Linked DNA regions of Mus musculus: all the other regions are linked to region 1. A link is a loop called in an ENCODE intact Hi-C map of the cell type or tissue named here. Cell type or tissue: heart. All regions are shown on one strand. Region 1 has its middle 14 kb from the start of B330016D10Rik. Region 2 overlaps Srarp (steroid receptor associated and regulated protein). Region 3 overlaps Spen (spen family transcription repressor). Region 4 overlaps Spen (spen family transcription repressor). Region 5 overlaps Clcnkb (chloride channel, voltage-sensitive Kb).

Evidence for each region. Hi-C counts contacts between places; a loop is a spot of excess contacts. Peaks named below come from ENCODE experiments on the same cell type or tissue, not always from the same donor. Only the 100,000 strongest peaks of a DNase experiment are listed, where the experiment ranks them.
Region 2: it touches region 1 in a loop (5-fold over the local background); 17 of 42 quality-filtered maps call a loop at or near these places.
Region 3: it touches region 1 in a loop (1.8-fold over the local background); 14 of 42 quality-filtered maps call a loop at or near these places.
Region 4: it touches region 1 in a loop (2.3-fold over the local background); 5 of 42 quality-filtered maps call a loop at or near these places.
Region 5: it touches region 1 in a loop (5-fold over the local background); 24 of 42 quality-filtered maps call a loop at or near these places.

What each region holds. Positions count from the first base shown.
Region 1 is chr4:141,558,506-141,562,505 of GRCm38, forward strand. No RefSeq gene overlaps it. Among named protein-coding and RNA genes, the nearest start is that of B330016D10Rik, 14 kb to the left of the region's middle. In heart, CTCF peaks have their summits at 1,643 (motif pointing left), 1,866 and 3,234 (motif pointing left); DNase peaks (open chromatin) are centred at 876, 1,616 and 1,951; H3K4me3 peaks cover 1,819 bases; H3K27ac peaks cover 1,682 bases.
Region 2 is chr4:141,429,230-141,433,229 of GRCm38, forward strand. Srarp (steroid receptor associated and regulated protein) reads right to left here. Exons shown (of 2, transcript NM_001033374.3): 2 at 3,443-4,000. The coding sequence ends at 3,800. Among named protein-coding and RNA genes, the nearest start is that of Srarp, 4.9 kb to the right of the region's middle. In heart, CTCF peaks have their summits at 829 (motif pointing left) and 1,944 (motif pointing right); a DNase peak (open chromatin) is centred at 1,962.
Region 3 is chr4:141,490,542-141,494,541 of GRCm38, forward strand. Spen (spen family transcription repressor) reads right to left here. Exons shown (of 16, transcript NM_019763.2): 4 at 3,697-3,857; 5 at 2,855-3,055. Among named protein-coding and RNA genes, the nearest start is that of Gm4123, 43 kb to the right of the region's middle. In heart, no CTCF peak of the experiment used is centred here; no DNase peak of the experiment used is centred here.
Region 4 is chr4:141,504,899-141,508,898 of GRCm38, forward strand. The region is part of intron 3 of Spen (spen family transcription repressor); the gene reads right to left. Among named protein-coding and RNA genes, the nearest start is that of Gm4123, 29 kb to the right of the region's middle. In heart, CTCF peaks have their summits at 1,597, 2,229 (motif pointing left) and 3,509 (motif pointing left); DNase peaks (open chromatin) are centred at 1,623 and 2,251; H3K27ac peaks cover 1,023 bases.
Region 5 is chr4:141,405,246-141,409,245 of GRCm38, forward strand. Clcnkb (chloride channel, voltage-sensitive Kb) reads right to left here. Exons shown (of 20, transcript NM_019701.2): 13 at 3,331-3,400; 14 at 3,061-3,171; 15 at 2,559-2,772; 16 at 1,844-1,977; 17 at 27-115. Among named protein-coding and RNA genes, the nearest start is that of Gm34693, 6.6 kb to the left of the region's middle. In heart, a CTCF peak has its summit at 1,851 (motif pointing right); a DNase peak (open chromatin) is centred at 1,856; H3K27ac peaks cover 2,271 bases; H3K27me3 peaks cover 1,156 bases.

The DNA.
Region 1 (4,000 bases):
ATGCTATATAACTTCTTTGTTTGTTTGCTTTTTTTTGGTTTGCTGTTGTGATATGGAGTTTCTCTATGTAGTACAGGCTGGCCCCAAACTCAAAGAGATCCTCCAGCTTCTCCCTCCCTAGTGCCGGGATTAAAGGCGAACGCCACCATGAGCTGCTCAGCAGTGAGTCTTTAAAAAAAGGAGAAAAGGTCAGAGTGATCCCTCACTTCCTCTTCTGACCTCTGTGGGTTCCCAGGTATGTCCACACACATGCACATGCACATTATACACATGCGCGTGCGCGCGCGCGCGCACACACACACACACACACACACACACACACACACACACACAGAGTCAGTGCATTCTCGTGTCCTTCATTGCTAAGCTGCTAAACTCTGCAGGCTGCTTCCTCATCTTCTGACACTTGGGTCCTGAGCGATCCTGCAAGGGGAGAATCGACTGAGGGCACCGTTTTCCCGTTCCCTCCTTTCAGCACCGGAGAATAAGACGTTATACAATTAGCCAAAATCACATGAGAGGGTTCGGGGGAACAGTTTAGGATTAAATTTAGGAACTGAGACATTAGGAACTCTTTGGGGTTCCCATATGTCTTCCTAAGTGTGGCAACGCGGGGATGCTTAATTAGACTACCTGCTGTTACCCAGCACCAGGCCTTTTAGGATTAATTAGGAACAAACGCCCAGTTCTCAGAAAACTGCAGAAGCCAATTGCAGGCTGAGGGAAGAGGTTTGCTGAGTAATGCTGACGGGTCTCCTTCCTGTAAAGCCAGAAGCCCGGTGCGTGTTCTAATTGGCCCCAGCAGATTTTTCTAGGCGATTGTGCAATGGTGAAGCCAAGCATTTAGCCCCTGGGGATCTCGGCTATTTACTGTGAAATTTCTCTCCACCACCTGATGTGAGAGTCTGCCTGTACTGGTTTCCTGTGGCCCAATTCTGGGTCACGTTGTAAGGCGGTGCCCACGTGATCTTAACCTACTTTGTCGTCGTCGTCCCCCCCCCCAACCCCCACCCCACCGTGCCTCAGCAAATAACAGCTGCGGCGACGCCCACAAAATATGGCTGCCCTCAGAGCAACCCCAGTTCACCTTGCTTTGTGCACAGGGCACCTTTCCATCTGAAGGGCCTCAGCGCCTTTGCAAGCTCTGATTATGCTCGACAAACACCTCACTGGGTCGGAGCGGCAAGCCCTGCCAGTCCCGTTTTCTGATTGGACATCTTGGAATGCATCTCTTCTGCCCTCAGAGGAAGGACAGACCTGGATCAGGAGCCTAGCTCCGCTCACTTGCTTACTGGTCGCCTTTGCGCCCGTGAGAACTACTGGACCCAGCGCTGTGCGTCCCCGGGACTCTGCAGACAAAAGTGTCTGTGGGCGCCTCTGAAAGCCCGGCCTGGCTTATGCCAGCCACTGCCTCGGCCTCTTTGCCTTTAGTCGGGCTAAATGGCTTTTGTGCTAGAATTCCCTTGTCAAAAAGAAAAAGGAAATCTTTGCATCTATACTAGCGTGGATGCATGTGCCGTCCTCACGGGCATTTCCAGCCCCTTTCTGACCTTTTCTTTTCCTTTCCCCTCCTCTCTCACCGCACTCCCTTTTGGTGCCATTCAGGGTGGACTTTGGACTCAGGCTGGCTAGTGCTGCCCCCTGGAGGTAGCAGGTGTACCTGCGGGAGGAAGAACCCAGGTAGCATAGAGGTCATTGTCCTAAAACTTTTGTTGTACTTTACGGTTTTGGTTTTGAGACGAGTTTTCAAGGGTGACCTGGAACTCCCTGTATAACCCAACAGTATCTCCAGCTAGCCTCAAACTTGAAGCAGACCACTGACCTCAAACCCTCAAAAGCTGGGATTTCAGGAACAAACCACCAATACCCAACCCCACTCTTTTCTGGTTTTGTCTTTTAAGATTTGTTATTTTATTTTATTTCATGTATGCATGCGCACCGCGTGCACGCCCAGGGCCCTCAAAGGCCAGAAGAAGTTGTCAAGAGCCCCTGAAACTGGAGTTACAGGTGTGAGCCTCCAGGTGGGTGAGAGGAACTGAACCCGGGTCCTCTCTGCAAGAGCAGCAGGTACTCCTAACCACTGAGCCGTCTCTCCAACCCTGCTTCTTTGTCTGTGTTTTGGTTTGTTAGTTTTTGTTTTTAATTAATTGATTTATTTTGAGACAGAATCTCTCTATAGAACCTTTGACTGTCCTAGAACTCACTCTGTAGAGCAGGCTGGCCTTGAACTCTTGAGAGCCTCCTGTCTCTGCATCTCAAGTGCAGGGATTATAGGCCTCTGTGCCACCATTGCCCAGCTGGGTTTTTTGTTTGTTTTGTTATTAAGAAAAAAAAATGTAGATACTGCCAGACTTGAAGACACACTCCTATAATGCTACCACAGCTGCTTGTGGCACCAGCTGCAGGAACTCCGATGCCATTTTCTGAACTCCAAGGGACAAGGGGGCCTGCACTCAGGTGCATATTCACCCAGATACATACATACATACATCTTTTGTTTTGTTTTGTTTTCCCAGGACAGGGTTTCTCTATGTAACAGCTCTGGGTGCACTGGAACGTGCTTTGTAGACCAGGCTGGCATTGAACTCAAAGATCCTCTTCTCTGTCCCTGCAATGCTGGGATTAAAGGTGTGCACCCCCCGACCCCAGCAATATATACTCATAATTTTAAACATGAATTCTCTCTCTCTCCCTTAGGCAGGGTCTCACTTTGTAGCTCTGGCTGGCCCAGAACTCACCAAGATCTGCTTGCCTCTGCTTGTATTTGATTGAGGTCGGGGGAGTCACCGTGGGGAGAGGTGGGTAGGGGAAGAGAAAGAGAGAAAGGCTCCCGCTCGATCAAGCACACACAGAGAAAGAAGAGGAGAGGAGAGAGGGGGACGCCAAAATGATGTCTGGATTATACAGGGAGGAGCCTCTGGGGAAAAGACAGCCCAGTCCCTGCCAGGGCTGGAAAATTCAAGGTTGGGGGCACAGTTGGCCAGGCAAAGACTGGGATGCTGGGAGAACCTGGAGGCCAGGTCTGCTTTGATATGTAAAATATGTACTTCAGTCCCTGTCACAGGGCCCAAAACCAACAGCTTTGAAAGTGTGTTCCTGGGGCTGGAGAGATGGCTCAGCAGTTAAGAGCACTGACTGCTCTTCCAGAGGTCCTGAGTTCAATTCCCAGCAACCACATGGGAATTGAACCATGTGGCTCACAACCATCTGTAATGGTATCTGATGCCCTCTTCTGGTGTATTTGAAGACAGCTACAGTGTATTCATATAAATAAAATAAATCTTAAAAAAAAAAAAAAAGAAAGAAAGAAAGTGTGTTCCATCTGCTTGGCAAAAGTAAATATGTATAAAAAGAACAAACCCAAGAATAAACTCTGAGCCAGGCGTGGTGGTGCACGTCTTTAATCCCAGCACTCGGGAGGCAGAGGCAGGCGAGAGCTACACAGAGAAACCCTTTCTCGAAAATCCAAAAAAAAAAAAAAAGAATAAACTCTGTCGGTCTCCCCCGCGTCCCAGTCAGAGAAAGCATGATCAGAAGTAAATGCAAGGCCCTCTTCAGCTAAAAGGTACAACTGAGATCAACTAAGTGATCTAAGGCCCGGTCTCAGAATAGCTCCAGTGGGCAAGACACTGTGGCACAACCACAGCACCCAAACAAAGGCAAGAATGTCACCATGGATACCTGTGGATACATGTGACACCATGTAAGCCTGGCATATGTCACCATGGATACCTGTGGATACATGTGACACCATGTAAGCCTGGCATATGGTGGGCAGCAGCAGGGGTGGGGGTGGGACTCACTGGGGCTGCCAGGCAAACTCCAGGTCCAGTGGGAAACCCTGACTTCCTCCTCTGGCCTGTATGGACTCGCTCAGTGTGAGTACACACGTGCACGCACGCGCGCGCGCACACACACAATTAATCAATGTAAACAACCACAACATTCCTGTCAGCAGTTTCACTTAATTCTCTGCCTCTAAGCCTGACTGATTTCTGAG
Region 2 (4,000 bases), 130 kb before region 1:
GAAACAGGTAGATCTCTGTGAGTTCCAAGATAGCCAGGGCTACATAGTGAGACTGTCTCAAAACAAAACAAATGACTACTTGAAACCTTTGCTCTGCTGGAACAATTAACACTGGTCAGCCGGGGCTGAAGAAGTCTGCTGTAATTTAGGAGAGACCAGCATCAGCATCGTTGAGATGAAATCTTCTGGGTCAGCATCCTGAACCTGTGGTCCAGAAGGGACCAAAGCTCTCCCTTGCACTGGCAGCCAAACTTTGTAATGTGTAAGCGTATCCCGTGTGTCAGCGGGTTTTGAAGGCATGGAGGGGTCATGGAGAGCATCTAGACCTGGCACTGTGTGACTGGGGTTCCTGGAGAGAAGTGCAGAAAAGCCACTGATGAAGGTGCAGCCTACTGCAGTAGAAGGCCCAGGGCTGAAGGGATCCCAAGGAGACGCTGAGGCTTGGCACCATAAGGCAGAATTGCAATTGCTGAAGAGATCCCAGGAGAGGCTATTGGTGAAGGTACTGCCAAGCTCTGGCAGTGACCCCGTGTGTGTGTGTGTGTGTGTGTGTGTGTGTGTGTGTGTGAGAGAGAGAGAGAGAGAGAGAGAGAGTTAGGGTGTCTTGAGTGGCATGCTACCCACACAGCCTCTAGCTTATACCTACAACGACAGCTGCCTGTACTGAGAACAAGAGCAGTGCCTGAGCCTTGAACCTTCACCAAGTGGCTAGAATCAGTAAAGTCACCATACTTGGTATCCACCCTCATTATTCCAAGCTGGAATGAACAGAGCAAAGGCTTTGCTTTTGGAAACCACAGTCCGGCTGATGGTAGAGCGACACCTCCTGGTCGGAGGGAGATGTCCAGCTCCAGGCTTCTCCGCAAGTATCCCTCTCACCTCTTTTCTTTAACTCAGGGATGCCCAAGAGGAGAGGGCAGGGCGTACCCCGCTTTCCCAGTGGGCATGAGTCTTTTATATTACATGATCTCTCTCCTTGGCCTGAGATAACGGCCAGCCCCTCGGCTTCTTCCCTGCCTGTGCCAGGATTCTAGAATCCTTTTTCAAATTTTTTGTTTGTTTGTTTCAAGACGGAGTTTCTCTGTGCAGCCCTCCCTGTCTTGGAACTCAGACTGTAGACCAGGCTGGCCTCGAACTCAGAGCTCTGCCTTCTTCTGCCTTCCAAGTGCTGGGATTAAAGTAAAGGCGTGCGTCACTAAGAGACATTCTTTAAATGATTTTTTATTACTATACTAGGTAAGCACTCTACTGCTGGGCTGTATTCGGCCCCCAGTGGAAGCACTATCTTGTACCTATTTTACGGAATAGAGAATGAAAGCCCAAGGAGGCTAAGGAAAGCCCTTGAGGTCTCACACAGTCTGATGTGAGATGACCTTCTAGTTGGGGAAACAGGCAGTAAGCGCACAGATAACAAAGTGGAGAGAGGAGAGGGGTAGAGGTGTTTCATCACACCAGGTCTGGTAGGTCACAGTAGACATCTGTGTCCTGTTGATAGAATTTGCCAGTACTTGAGAGGCAGAGGCAGGAGGATCTCTGTGAGTTCGAGGCCAGTCTGGTCTGCAGAGTGAGTTCCAGGACAGCCAGGGCTACACAGAGAAACCCTGTCTCAAAAAACAAAACAAAACACAACAACAACAACAGCAACAACAACAAAAAAGCCACAGCCAAGCGTGCCAACCTGAGAGTAGTCCCAGTGCTTGAAAGATGGCGGCAGAATTGTCCAAGAATGAGACCAGTCTGGTTTAGGTCATGAAATTTGGCCAGCCAGGGAGAAGTAGCAAGATTCTATCCCCCCACAAACACCCTAAATAAGTAAATATCGTGGTCATTAAACAAACTAGTAAACGTTATAGTAGTTTTCATCCCGGAGCTTTGCTGCCTTCCATTCCACCTGGTCTCCAGGTCACTTGGGACAAAACAAGCTCATTTTGTCCTGTGCCCCTAGGGGGCAGTGTTAGCCTGCTGTCCTCACCGCCTCTGCCTGTGACTCTTCCTTTCTTTCTCTCTCCACTTATTTGAGATACCCCAGGCTAACCACAAACTTCCTACGAAGCCAAGGATGACCTTGCATTTCTGATCCTCTTCTAGCTACTTCCAGAGTGCTGGGGTTTCACACACGCCAGGCAAGCGCCCCACCAATGGATCTGCACGGCGAGCCATCTTTCCTTCATTCCTTTCTTAAAACAGGGTCAGCCTTGCTGACCTTGAACTCCCCATGTAGCTAAGGATGACTGGTGGTCCTGCTTCCGCCTCCAAATGCTGGGATGACAGGCATGTCAGCGTGCCCAGTGTGGTGCTTCACTGCCTTTCTGCATATGACTTTCTCACCCTTTAAAAACAGACTCTCATGTTAGCCCAGGTTGGCCTCAGATTCACTATGTACCTGACTATAACCCTGCCCCATCTCCCAAGTGCTGAGATTATAGGCGTATGCTGCTACCTGCCTGGCTTCTTTGGTACCGGGGACTAAACTCAGTGCTTCCCTATGTATCGGGCTGAGCTACACCCCAGCTCAATCTCCCTCCTTTGAGGATGGAGTCTCGCTGAGCCCAGTACTCCTCTAGGCTTTTCCACATCCTTCCAGTCACCTCCAGGACCCCCCCCCCCAGCCAAGGTGACAGCAACTAATATGCTGCCCCTAACCATCACACTAGGGACATCCCCAATGCCCCCCTGGCTTGCTGTGGACTGAGATATCTGTATGGGGGTAGAGAAGACTCCGTAAAAAGGGAAAGCTTTCTCAGGGCTGGCTTTTTCTGTTTTTCAGGCCGTGCTGTGTTACCACAGGACCTGAAAGACCAAATTCTCAGCACAAGGGAGATTTGTCCCAAAGGGACAGAGGTCAGGGAATAAGAGACAAAGACAGGAGATAGAAGATGAGAGAGAAGGGGAAAGGGAAGAAAAAGAGGGAAGAGAGCTATTGGTCTTTGTCTCCCGCTTCTATCAACTGAGGACAAAGGTCAGCCTCTGGATAGAGAGAAGACCGATGTGGCACGGAGGAAAATGGAGGTTTATAAAGAAAGGTACAAGGAAAAACACTGTGTTAGGATGAGGTGTGTTTTTGGGTTTTTTGCTGGTTTTTTTTTTGTTTGTTTGTTTGTTTTTTTTTTAGTTTTTGAGACAGGGTTTCTCTGTGTAGCCCTGGCTGTCCTGGAACTCACTTTGTAGACCAGGCTGGCCTCGAACTCAGAAATCCGCCTGCCTCTGCCTCCCAAGTGCTGGGATTAAAGGCGTGCGCCACCCCGCCCAGCTGGACTTCAGTACTTTGATAGCTGGACTTGGTAGTCACCCTCAGGAGGAAGTGCTAAATAAGGGGAGAGACCTTGGTGGCTAGCTTTAGGAATGGAGTCTAGGTTTTTAGCAAGGCAAAGAGATGGGAGAGAAAGACAAGGCCTGTCAGAGCCAGCCAGGCCCGCCATGCTCAAGGTCAGACTCCCTTCGCTCAGCTTGCTCAAAACCAGCGTTTTTTATTTATTTGATCACTTGTTCAACTCTCTCCCTTTCCAAGCTTCAAGAAAACCGTGGTGCGGCAGTGGGGGGAAGGGGGGACGGAGTGCCCGGGGTGGGGGTGGCAGCGGTGGCAGCAACAGTGCCCAGGGCACATAGAAGGTGCTTGGTTGGCTTCTTGCCTGACTCCAGCTGAGAACTTGGCGAAGAGGACAGAGGCATAACTGGCTTTTCCGTTCTTCGGTGCATTTAATATGTCTTCTTGGCTTCAGGCTTCAAAGACACCCGCATTCCCGGCCCACCCCCTCCCCTGCCCCTACCACCAGCCCCGCCCCTGACAGATCCTAGGAAACTACTCCACCTGCCCGCAGAGACAGGTCAGAGCCTTCAGTGAGTGTTTGACCTTCTCCCGGGTTGAGTGCTTTTCAGTAGCTCCAGGCTTCAGGGAGCTCCCCTGGGCTTTAGGATCATTCTGGGGACCAGGTAGGCTGGCAGGGAGCGAATGTGGAGCCCCGAGTCCTCTGTAGGGTGGCAAGGTATCCTTGGCTCCGTC
Region 3 (4,000 bases), 68 kb before region 1:
TCCTAGCATTTAGAAGGCAGACCCAGGAGAGTTGAGAGTTCAAAGCCAGCCTGTGCCATATAGAGAGTGAGTTCTTGGCAACTGTGGGCTGCACAGGGCAACCCTATCTCAAAACAAACAAACAAACAAACAAACAAACAAACAAACAAAAAACCTACACATACTCTATAATCTACAATGAAATACGGCTCAGCAGTAACAGCTCCAATTCATTGGCTAGTTTCATTTACTTTCAAGATTTTAATGGTACATTTCATGGACACTACATTAATGTAGTAATTCAAATGTCTAAATTAAGATTTCTGGGGGATGGAAAGATGGCTCTGTAGTCAGGCACTGGCTGCTCTTGCAAAGGACCCAGGTTCAATTCCCAGCACCCAGTTCCAAAGGATCCAACACCTTGACTTTCCATGACTACCAGGCACAGACAGGTACACAGACATATATGCAGGCCCAAGACCCGTACAAGTACTATTCTGAAATAATTAATTTACAAAGACTTCCAGCTGTAAGAGTAACTATGTAGAAAGTGATTCAAGTGACATGCATGGGTTCTCTCTTTGGTGTTATGAGGTCCCTAACAACTTGTGTAAGGTTTCTTTCCATTTTGTTTTATAATGAAAAGCCTTGCTCCCACATCTAATATAATCCCAGCTTTGTTAGAGCTCCACTTATTAATGCAGACACTGACACTCAAGGCTTTGACAGTTACAGCTCAGCACTACATGTTCTCTACTTATGAAAATGAAAAACAAACCCAACACAACGAAAAGTTTCAGAAAGCTGGACGTGATGGTGCATGCCTACAACCCCAGCTCGGGAGGCAGAGGGAGGTGGATCTCTGAAGACAGAGAAACCCTGTCTTCAAAAAAACAAAACAAAAAATAAGATATGTAGACAAGCTGATGATATAGCTCAGAAGTGGAGCACTGTGTAGCATGCACAAAACTCTGAGCTCAATCCTAACACTAACATACATACGCATGCATGCACGCATGCACGCAATGAAGCCAGGCATGGGAGACACACTTCTGTAACCCCAGCAGAGGTGGAGGCAGAGGAACAGGAGTCTGAAGCTAGTCTTTGCTACAAAGCAGATTCAAGGCTAGCCTGGGCTTCATAAAACCCTGTCTTTAACAAACAAAAGATAAACTGAGCATGGTGGTCCCCATCTCTAACCCCAGCATTTGGGAACTGTAAGCAACAGATGTTGACTTTAAGGTTGGCCTGCTTTAAATAATAAAACTGTCTCAAAAGAATGAGTAATAACCCAACTGTTTTTGAATGCTACACACTAAGATTAGAAGGCCTTCTACACTAATCCATCTTACACAGATGCCCCTGAGTTATACCTTCATTAGTTAACAACTGACTGATGATGGCCTCAGACCTACACGGTTAGGTACACACTGAGTATTTCTCAAGAGCTGTATAATGTCCGCAGCAATCCAAGGAGAACCCCTGATACCTGTGGTGACGCTCACTTGTAACCTAGCACTCCAGAGGCGGAGGCAGGAGGACTACCCTAAGTTCAAGGGAATTCTGGACTACACAGTGAGTTCTAGACTAGCCTGTGCTACACAGTGAGATTCTGTCTCAAGAAAACAAAACAATAAAGAGCTCGTGAGCTGTTCTTAGTTGAGTGTAATTTGGGGCAGCACACTTACAACTCAGTGGGTAATGAGACAAAGAATGTCCTCTGGATTCTGGTATGATGTCTCATCTGACTGTCATTTGAGAGGACCTTAGAACTATCATGGAACTATGTGGATGTGTGGTGACGACTTTCTAGAGTAGGGAAACAGAGGTAGGAAGGTGACCCTAAATGTGGGTAGCAACTGCATTTAGGCGCTGATACACATGAGCAGCTCCCGACTGCCTCTTCCCGACCCCGAGATGGACAGCAGAACTGTGAGCCAGAGCATGCCCTTTGTCACTTACGTCACTTTCCCCACCAATGACTACAGTAACAATATGCACCTTCTATCCTCTAATTAAACACTAATCTCATGTCACGACCCTGAAGAAAGACTGGGGTGTTGGGGTATCCGTGGTCTCCTTGATGCAGTCACTGAATACTGTGCTGTCTCTCTTCTCTGCTTTTCACTTCTTTTTAAAGTTTTCGTCGTTTATGTGTGTGAATGTGTGCCATGTGTATGTGGTGTCCAGAGACCAGAAGAGGACGCAGATGCCTGCGAATGGAGTCACGGGCGGTTGGGAGCTGCCTCATGTGGGTCCTGAGAATCAACCCAGTGTCTCTGCAAGAGTAGTGATGGGGGCTCTCACACCAAGCACCCTGGGCTGTTCACTTTCACACTAACTCAGGTTCTGAGGATGATGGCTGAGCCTAGCTTAAGGCTGCCTCCAGGTCCAGGCTCTGATCCAGTAATGAGATAACCCAAAATCTGTAATAGTCACCTAAAATAGCAGATTTAATTTATGCTGGACAAAATGCAAATGACTCCCTCAAATGATATTCACATGCAGGCTAATTCTGGTCTCACTTTTACACGTCAATCACTCCCATCCTTTAGGGAAGGCTGAGTCCGCATGTGGCCTGAGCTACAATCAGATTCTTTAAGGCTTGTGTCTACAGAGTCAAACAAGACAAGCACATCTTCTCATGTTACCTGCTTCCCTCAAACCAGAATATTTAATCTAGAAAAGTATCTATTTCAAAAGGTGCGGGTTTCTCCATGGCAAAAGCACAACTCAGTACCCCACCCTTTAAAAACTAAGACATTGGGCCAGTAAATTAAGAAATGAAAGCAGACAGTGCCAAGCCCTAAGTACCACTCACAAACCGACGTGGGTGGCATGCTGCTCTGAATGAAAGTCAACTCTGCAGTCTCACCTGGTCCTACCCATGCAGTCACCTCGATCTGCATGCCGAAGAAGAGCTTCCCCTTGGATGCGGTCAATGCTTTTTCTTGGTCCTCTTGCTGCCGGAAGAACACCAGGCCGTATCTCTCCTCGGAGGCCCCGTGGATCTGCACTGACGTCACCTTGCCAAACTTCTTAAACTCATGGAAAAGGCCGTCTTTAAGGCTTGTGTCTACAGAGTCAAACAAGACAAGCACATCTTCTCATGTTACCTGCTTCCCTCAAACCAGAATATTTAATCTAGAAAAGTATCTATTTCAAAAGCAAACCATGTATCTGCCTGTATCTGTGATATTCATGTACGTGTGTGTGTGTGTGTGTGTGTGTGTGTGTGTGTGTGTGTGTGTTGCCCATAAATAAAACACTGTTGTTCCTGTGCCTGCTTTTCTGAGCTTCAACTCCAGAGCTTCAACTCCAAAGCCCAATTGCTGCTTCTGTCTTTTTATCTTGTTGCATACAATGCGCATCCTAAGCCTGCTGTCCCTGAGCCTTGCTTCCTTACCGTGGCCAGCTGATCGCCTGAGGATCGTTCCCATGCTGACCGCTGACCGCCTGAGGATGTCCCATGCTGACCCTGCCTGCTTCCCTCACGGCATGACTTCCCTCCTCTCCCTTCTCCTGCTGACGAGCTTGCTCTCAATGCTTAGCAAATAAGCCCTGTACAGTTATTTATACTCACCTGCTTTTTGTTTGTGGCATCAAATGCTAATAAGCCACAAAGGCAGGACTTAAACTGCCCCACCCACTCTAGCTCCTCTGTGAGTGCTGCCATCTCCCTCAGCTGAGAGGAAACTGCACTCATATAAAACTTACCTGTAGAGCGTACTGGAAGATTCTGAACTTTGATCCCAAAACTTTTCCGGGGCTCATCTTTTTCAAGGGACGAAAGCAACTGGGAAGTGGGTGCGGGGACTGCAGCCGACTGAACAGAGCGGGCCGGAGAGTCGTCACTGGCCGTGCTGCTGGAGTCGCTACTGCAATCAGAACAGCAAACACACAACGGGGGACACAGACCTTAGTAATGACAAACAGAAGGAGAAACATGAACAACGAAAAACGGCAACAACTAGCTATCAGGGCCACGCTGAGGCCAAGATTTCTGGAGTCCACACTCGGT
Region 4 (4,000 bases), 54 kb before region 1:
TCAGGGGGGATTAAATCTTAGCTCCCATCTCCATCATTTAAAAAAATAAAAAAAAAAAAAAAAAGGAGGGGCTGGCGAGATGGCTCAGTGGTTAAGAGCGCCGACTGCTCTTCCGAAGGTCACGAGTTCAAATCCCAGCAACCACATGGTGGCTCACAACCATCTGTAACGAAATCTGATGCCCTCTTCTGGAGTGTCTGAAGACAGCTACAGTGTACTTACATATAATAAATAAATCTAAAAAAAAAAAAAAAGATGATTTAAAAAAAAAGGGGGGGGGCTGGAGAGATGGCTCAGTGGTTAGGAGCACTGACTGCTCTTCTGAAGGTCCTGAGTTCAAATCCCAGCAACCACATGGTGGCTTACAACCATCCGTAATGACATCTGATGCCCTCTTCTGGTGTGTCTGAAGACAGCTACAGTGTACTTACATAAAATAATAAATAAATATTTAAAAAAAAAAAAAAAGGAAAAATTGGGCTGGAGAGATGGCTCAGTGGTTAAGAACACTGACTGCTCTTCCAGAGGTCCTGAGTTCAAGTCCCAGCACCCACAACCATCTGTAATAGGATCTGATGCCCTCTTCTGGAGTGTCTGAAGGCAGATACAATATACTTGTATATATTAAATAAAAATAATATTTTAAAAAAGAGAGAGAGAAGTTAAAGCCAGTGAGAGGGCTCAGAGGTAAAGAGCCTAGACTGCTTTTCAATAGGACCCGGGTTCAAGACCCATCATGGCAGCTCTCAAGTGTAACTCCAAGATCTGACACCCTCACACACAGACATGCATGCAAGCAAAACACTAATTCACACAAAGTAAAAATAAATTATTTTTTAAAAGAGAGAAAAAATGGCAAGGAGTTACTAAATAAAAAGCCCAGAGCCAGGGCTCTCACTCCTATAGGCCGACGCTCAGGAGTGAGGATGCTGTCATAAGTCCTCAGAATTTCTAGAACCTCCAGAAAGTGGAAGCCAGCCCGGGCTACTTGAGAAACTTGTATAAAAACAGAACAAAGGAGACAGGGCAGCACCTTTAATCCCAGCACCTGGAGGGAGAGAAAGGTGCGCCTCTGAGTTCGAAGGTCAGCCTGGTCTACATAGTAAATTCCAAAGCAGCCAGGGCTACACAGTGAGACCCTGCTTCGAAAACAAACAAACATTTCATCAAAGTTAAAATCCACACTCCAGAGCCGGGCGTGGTGGCGCACGCCTTTAGTCCCAGCACTTGGGAGGCAGAGGCAGGCGGATTTCTGAGTTCGAGGCCAGCCTGGTCTACAGAGTGAGTTCCAGGACAGCCAGGGCTATACAGAGAAACCCTGTCTAGGAAAACCAAAAAAAAAAAAAAAAAAAAATCCACACTCCATCAAGCACAGATTTACCATAACCTGTTTCAATTACTTTCAACCTAACCAAAACCAACCCTGGCACAGTCCAAGGGAAAGAACAGAAAGCCTGGCAAGGCTAAAAGCAGCTCCAGGGAGCTCTGGTCACCTGCTCGATGGAAAAGGCAGAGACAGGAGGACGGTGGACTACAGCAGAGGCGGAGGACAAGAGGACTTATGACAGCAGCCGGCCAGCGGCCCCGCCTCTGGGCTTGGTGGACACCGCCCCCAAGAGCACACCCATGCTACCAGGCTGGACAGTCCCAGCAGCAGTTTCTGCCCACTGCACCCAGCAACGCCACAAACAAGGCAAAGGCTGGCAAAACAAGGAAGCTTTCAGGAGGTGGCAAACAGCCAACTCAAACCGGATAATTCCAGTTCAGGCTGGTTCAAGATACAAACACAGTTCCTAGCTTCTCAAACAAAACTCAGCCACGGGCTCCAGGTTCTTTTCTCCAGGGGCAGAGCAAACCCCAGTAAGCTCAGCATCTAAGCCCCAAACTGAAGACCTATTCTTCTGGCCAGAAAACCACCAAAAGACAGACAGACAGACAGACAGACAGACAGACAGTCAGACAGATGCACACACACATACACAAACACTTCTTTTAAGCGTTACTAAAATTCTAGATTTGACATCGTTTCTGGGAAACCAGCTAGGAATGCACCTGCCCCTGGCTCATCGAAGTTGGAACTGGGCTCCCATCTTTCCTGCCTTAACTCACACCACTCCCAGCCCAGCCATGCCCCACAGCCTTAAGACACAAGGTTGTGTGGCAAGCAAGGCCTGCAGTGGCCAAAACAGAACATCTGCTAAAGAAGGCCACACAGTGACCCCTGCAGGTTGCCATGGATGGGAAGGGAAAACCTGCAGTCCGTCCGTCCATCCTCACCAGAATACTCTACTAAACACACTCCACCTTTCAACAGCCCTACACTGCATGAAGCGGAGCATGCACGAACACTCTGGGCGTGGGGGCGGGAGGTGAGGAGTTGCTGTCCCTCGGGTCTGGCCACTGACTACCAGTTCTGAAGATAACTTCCAGGAAAATCTGGATACCATACTTCAAGGAAGCAGAAACCCTAGTGGATAATACCATTATCTGACTTCTACTGGATTCCACCATGAACAGTAGGGAATTACAAACTAGAAACATCACCTAATGGCTAGAAAGGCCCACAGTCATGATTATAGTTTTTGCTCAGCACATTTTCTTTGATGCTGTTTTCTGAACCCTGGAGAGGCTCAAGTAATTCATGTAAGGCAACGCAGCCCCTCACCTGGGCTTACATAAGAGGCATCCCTCTTAAGAGTACATACAGCTAGAGGGTGGAGCTTAGTGGAGAGCAGGACAAAGGGCCTAGATCCCATACCCAATAGCCCCTCCTCAAAACAAAACAACCCTCTATCTTTAATTTTTGACATTGGCTGCTTTAAGTAAAAAAGAAATTCTCTAAACCTTTACTTGAAATCTTCCTAAGGGCCCCAAAATATATATATATTTCATTTGTTAGTCCAAAAAAAGCAATATAAACCTAATTGCTGACTATCACAAATTCTCATGTGTGTACTTCTTTTTTTCTCCATAACACTCAAATGGAAAAAATACCGTTTCAATTGAAGCAATTCATCTTACGCTGACTTATTCCTTTATTCAGGACACAGGGTCTCACTATGTAGAACAGGCGAGCCTGCCTCTGCCCCCCCACCCCCCCCACCGTGGGTTGGGACTAAAGGTATGTGTCACCACACTCAGCAAGAAACTCTTACATGCCAGGTGTGGTGGCGCACGCCTTTAATCCCAGCACTCGGGAGGCAGCAGAGGCAGACAGATTTCTGAGTTCGAGGCCAGGCTGGTCTACAAAGTGAGTTCCAGGACAGCCAGGGCTATACAGAGAGACCCTGTCTCAAAAAACCAAAAACAAACAAACAAACAAACAAAAAAAAACCACCAAAAAAAAAAAACAAAAAACAAAAAACAAAAAAACCCAAAAACTCTTACTTGGTTACTTGGGACTGGAGAGATGGCTCAGTGGTTAAGAGCACTGACTGCTCTTCCAAAGGTCCTGAGTTCAATTCCCAGCAACCACATGGTGGCTCACAACCATCTGTTGAAGAGGGATCTGATGCCCTCTTCTGGTGTGCATGAAAACAGCTATATAAAAAAGAAATTCTTAATATACTTATGAAGCTGCTCCCACATGCGGGACTTTCTAGTAAATGATATATTATCATAGCAAGCATGACCAGGTAATAAAATAAACACTCATATACACTATAATGGCTATCTTATGAAAATGTCGTAACAAAAGCATTACCTAACTTTAGAAAGATCTTACCAAGCCCACCATGGTGGCACGCACCTAATATCCTCACACACACGAGCGGGGCACTGCCAAGAGCCTCTCTCCAAAAAACTGATCAAGGGTTGGAGAGACATTGGACTTGAGAGCGTTAGTTTCCATCCCTAGAACCAGACAGACCTACGGATGTATCTGTATTCCATAAGAAAGCCGTAACTTAAGGCCAGCTAGCCTGGCAGGAGCAGTGGGGAACAAGAGACCATGCCTCAAACAAGATGGAAGGCGCGGAAGGGCAGACATGTTCACTGTGGC
Region 5 (4,000 bases), 150 kb before region 1:
TGTCCCCCTCTGGCAGGAGGACCCACCTGCTGGCCTGGAGCCCAGGAAGCTGGCTCAGTCTGGAGGGCTTGCACCAAGTGGGTCCTTTTTACAACGCCCACCAGGGTCTGAGACTCTAACATTCAAAGAGAGAGGGACGCATTATGAACATAGATCATTATAAATGTAAGTCATATTCACTGAGCACCTACTATGTGCCAAGAACATGCTAGGCGCTCTGGTGTCTGAGGAAACTACACTACTTGTGTGTGATCTGTTAGAATTCTTACCACCCAGCTTACAGAAGAGGAAACTGGTTATCTGGTGGGTTAATTGTTACTCTATACCATTCAGCTTCCATAATGACATGCCAGCTGAGTGCAGCTGGGTAAGGCAGCCAGTGGGCCAGCAGATATTCTAAGACACCCTACCCCCAACCCCACCACATTTTAAGAGGTGGAAGCTATGGACATTAGCCTCTTGACATATCGGTGTCACAGCTGGGCTGTCCTTCTTCTCTGTTTCCCTTGCAGTTGTTTAAAATCTGAGTCAGGTCAATGGAAAAATGATCCCAGAGGTACACTCCAATCTGAGATCCTACTGTGTGCCGGGGCTAGCGTGGATACAGGGAATAGCCTGGATGCATGGAGGGAGTTTCCGGGCATCTTGAGAGTCGTAGGCATTCTTCCCATTCTTCACTAAGGATCCAGCTTGATATTCTCTTTCTCCATTAAATAAAACCCCAGGGACTAGGCATGGCTATCACTCAGTAGCGGAGGGCTTGCTTAGCATGTGCTGGCCCTGAATTCAGTCCTTGCCACCACAGACACACTTGGTAACCAAATGCTACAATAGAAGTGTCCCTCCCTCCTTTAATAAACCAGTGGTTTGTTTCTAGGGTAGGCTGTGGAATCTAGTCAGGGAGATGTGCGGAGTCCAAAGCCATTCTTGGTTCTAGGAGGTGAAGCCTCTTGGAAGGGCCATCGCTATGTAAAATAAGTAGAAAATGTGTTTGCTGTGATCTCTCCCATTGGTGAGAGCGAAGTCCCTGACGTTTGGGTGGCAACCTATGATGGCCCTTCCTACTTTCCACACAAGGACACTGCCGGTCATAGAGCCCAAGAGAACCACAAGGTTCTTTCCCTCATAGGTGAGTTTATTCTGCTCGCTGTGGGGCATATGGGTGACCTTGGTTGTTCATGTTGCTCACGGCTCAAGTGGTCTGCCCAAGGGCAAATGGGTCACAGGCCCCAACAGTGCTACCCTGACTGAGTGTGCACCCTGCCTTGTTGGCACAGAGGGGACACACGGATGGACAGGTGCTCCGGGAGCTTCAGGTAGCTCCTCCCCTACCTGGGCTATCTCCCTCCCATAAGGACCACGCTCTGTGAACTGGAGAGGGGCGCTCGTTAGTCTCTCTCTGAGACTTAGCACCATCCTTCTGCCTTTAAAAGGATGAGCTCATCTTGGCAAATGGAACAGCGGGGGGGGGGGGCGGGGGAGGAACACTCAGGAATGTGAAGAGTCAGCCCATGAGGCTTGGGTCCAGGAATCCAAAGAGCCAGTCCCAGGCAGTCTTACAAGCACCTCTCATCTTTTTCATTAAGCACATCACCCCTACTTTCTACTTTCTCCAGAAGTGGCTATTGGGTCCATTTTCTCCACGAAGAAACTGGAGCTCAGAGAAATTAGGAGACTTGCCCTGGGTCACACAGCTACCAAGTTGCAGAGTCTCGATTAAGGGACAGATCTAACACCCTGCTTGCCCTTGCTGCCCTGACACGCGGGGCCCTTAAAGGGAAGCAGGGGGAAGCCCAAAGCCTCCTCCCAGACAGCCACTTTCTCCTCAATGGCTGTGGAATACCTGTAGTCTCCACCAGGGGGTACTGGGTCACATCTGTGGAGATCACGACTTGGATCACTTGCTCCAGGGGCATGTCCTTGGCCAGTGTAGTGAGGGCGCAGTTCATGAAGTGACCCACAGTTACAGAGTGGGAACTGTGGGCAGAGGGAGACATCAGTCAGGCCTGGAAATGGGATGATACCGGCCTGGGGCAAGACAGGGTCATCCCAAGGAGCCTTGCTGGGAGAAGACCTGTGAGTCCCAAGGATGGGTTTGGTTCAGAGGAACCCATAGGTTCTAAAAAAAGAAGCGATGGGAACCACAGCTATCTAAAGACTGGGAAACTGAGGATTGTTTGGAGCTGGACCTTGTGTTCAGTGACACTTGGAGCCTTTGAGATGTGCCACTTTGGGACCAAAGATACTAGGGTACAATCCGATCAAGGTGGGGTCTCTGAGCCCATTTGTGGGACAGCTACCAGGAAGCCATCAGAGAAGGGGAGGGAAAGAGAGGGGCCCCTCCTGTCTGTTGCTCATTTCCTATCAGCCTTGCCTGACAGAGACTTAGCTTCTTCATCTAGCTCATGGGCTGGGGGATGTTGTGGGGACCAGAGGGCGGGTGTGTATCAGCCCTATCATCCTACAGTTCAAGGTCAGCTGTGATGGGCTTTTCCAGGAGTCCCTCCACCCCCAACCACCCTGGGCATCATCACACCATCAGCCAGCCCGAGGCTCACCCAATCTGTCGGCCACGGATCCACGGCAGGTACGGCAGTTTCTTGACAATGATGGTGCCATCGTAGAAAGAGGGCTGGAAGCTCTGAGAGATGGCGTTGGCCGCCAGCACAGCCATCAGCACAGGCAGTGCGTGAACGAGCTGGCCCGTTACCTCAAAGGCCAGCAGTGCCGTGGAGAGGGTGTGGGTCACCGCCCCTGAGAAGGCAGCAGCACCTGCAGGGACACAGCCAAGGTGGGGGGGGGGTGTCCCAGGCCAGGAGCCAGGCTCCCCCAGAGGGCAAGGTAGGCACAGTGCGACCGTGGTTAGGCTCAGCAGTGCACAAAGAGCACACACCACAACTGTTGGAAGGTTCTAGCCTTGCCGAGAGGAAAGAGTGCAGAGCACGTGGGGGATGGGAAGGAAAACGAAGAGAAAGCGGGCTTGGGGGTGGTAGGGCTCAGGGAATAGACGGGGCCTACTGAGGAGGGGGGGACCCACCTGCTGGCCCCAGATACACTCACCTGCCAGAGCATAGGCCCCGGGCATGATGGGATTGACCCTGCCTCCAGCCACAATGCCCTCTGGGAAGGCGACAGATAGAACCTCCCCAAAGAGGCGCCCAATGACAGCTCCTGCCACAGATTTAGGATGAATGAAGCAACCAGGCTGACCTGACCCCTCAGGCCCTCATCCCGACCCCATCCCCGGTACCACTTTGGGAGGGAGATGATACCGGAAGTCATGTCCTATGCCCCCCAAACCCTCTCAGACATCCAGGACTCCAGTCTTACCATAGATAAAGATGGGCAAGAAGTATCCAGCAGGGATGGGGATGGTGGTTGCCAAAATCAGCATCCAGAACTATGGGGGGGGTGCCCACACAGCAAGAGTTAGAAGCAACACAGGAGGACATGGGCAGGGGGCGGGGGAGGTTCCTAGAGAAAAGGGTGCCCAGGCTGGAGCCCACGGCAGCATTTGCCTCTAGAGATGAAGGAACCAAGCTGTAATAAAGCACCTACTGTGCGCAAGCACATTCCAGGTTTGTCACTCTCTTCTCTCTCAGCCTGCTCTTTAAGATCAACTATCCCATCTCAAAGAATGTAGGAAGGGGCAGGGTAACTGCTTTTGCACTGAGCCTGACCACTTCAGTCTGGTCCCTGGAATCCACAAGGGGGAAAGCAACTTCTGCAAGTTGTCCTCTGAGCTCCACATCGCACTGTGGCACACTGCATACACGCGCACGTATACACACACACACATGCACACACGTGCGCGCACACACACACACACACACACACACTTGCACGCACATGCACGCATACACACCGATTTTTATAAGAATAAGGGAAGAGCCTGGTCTGCATAGTGAGCCTGAACCTCTCGGATGAAGGCAGGGAGGGAGAGAGTTGAGGCTGGGAGGGTCTCTGAGGTACACAGTGAGCCAGGGTCAGATCAGAGACC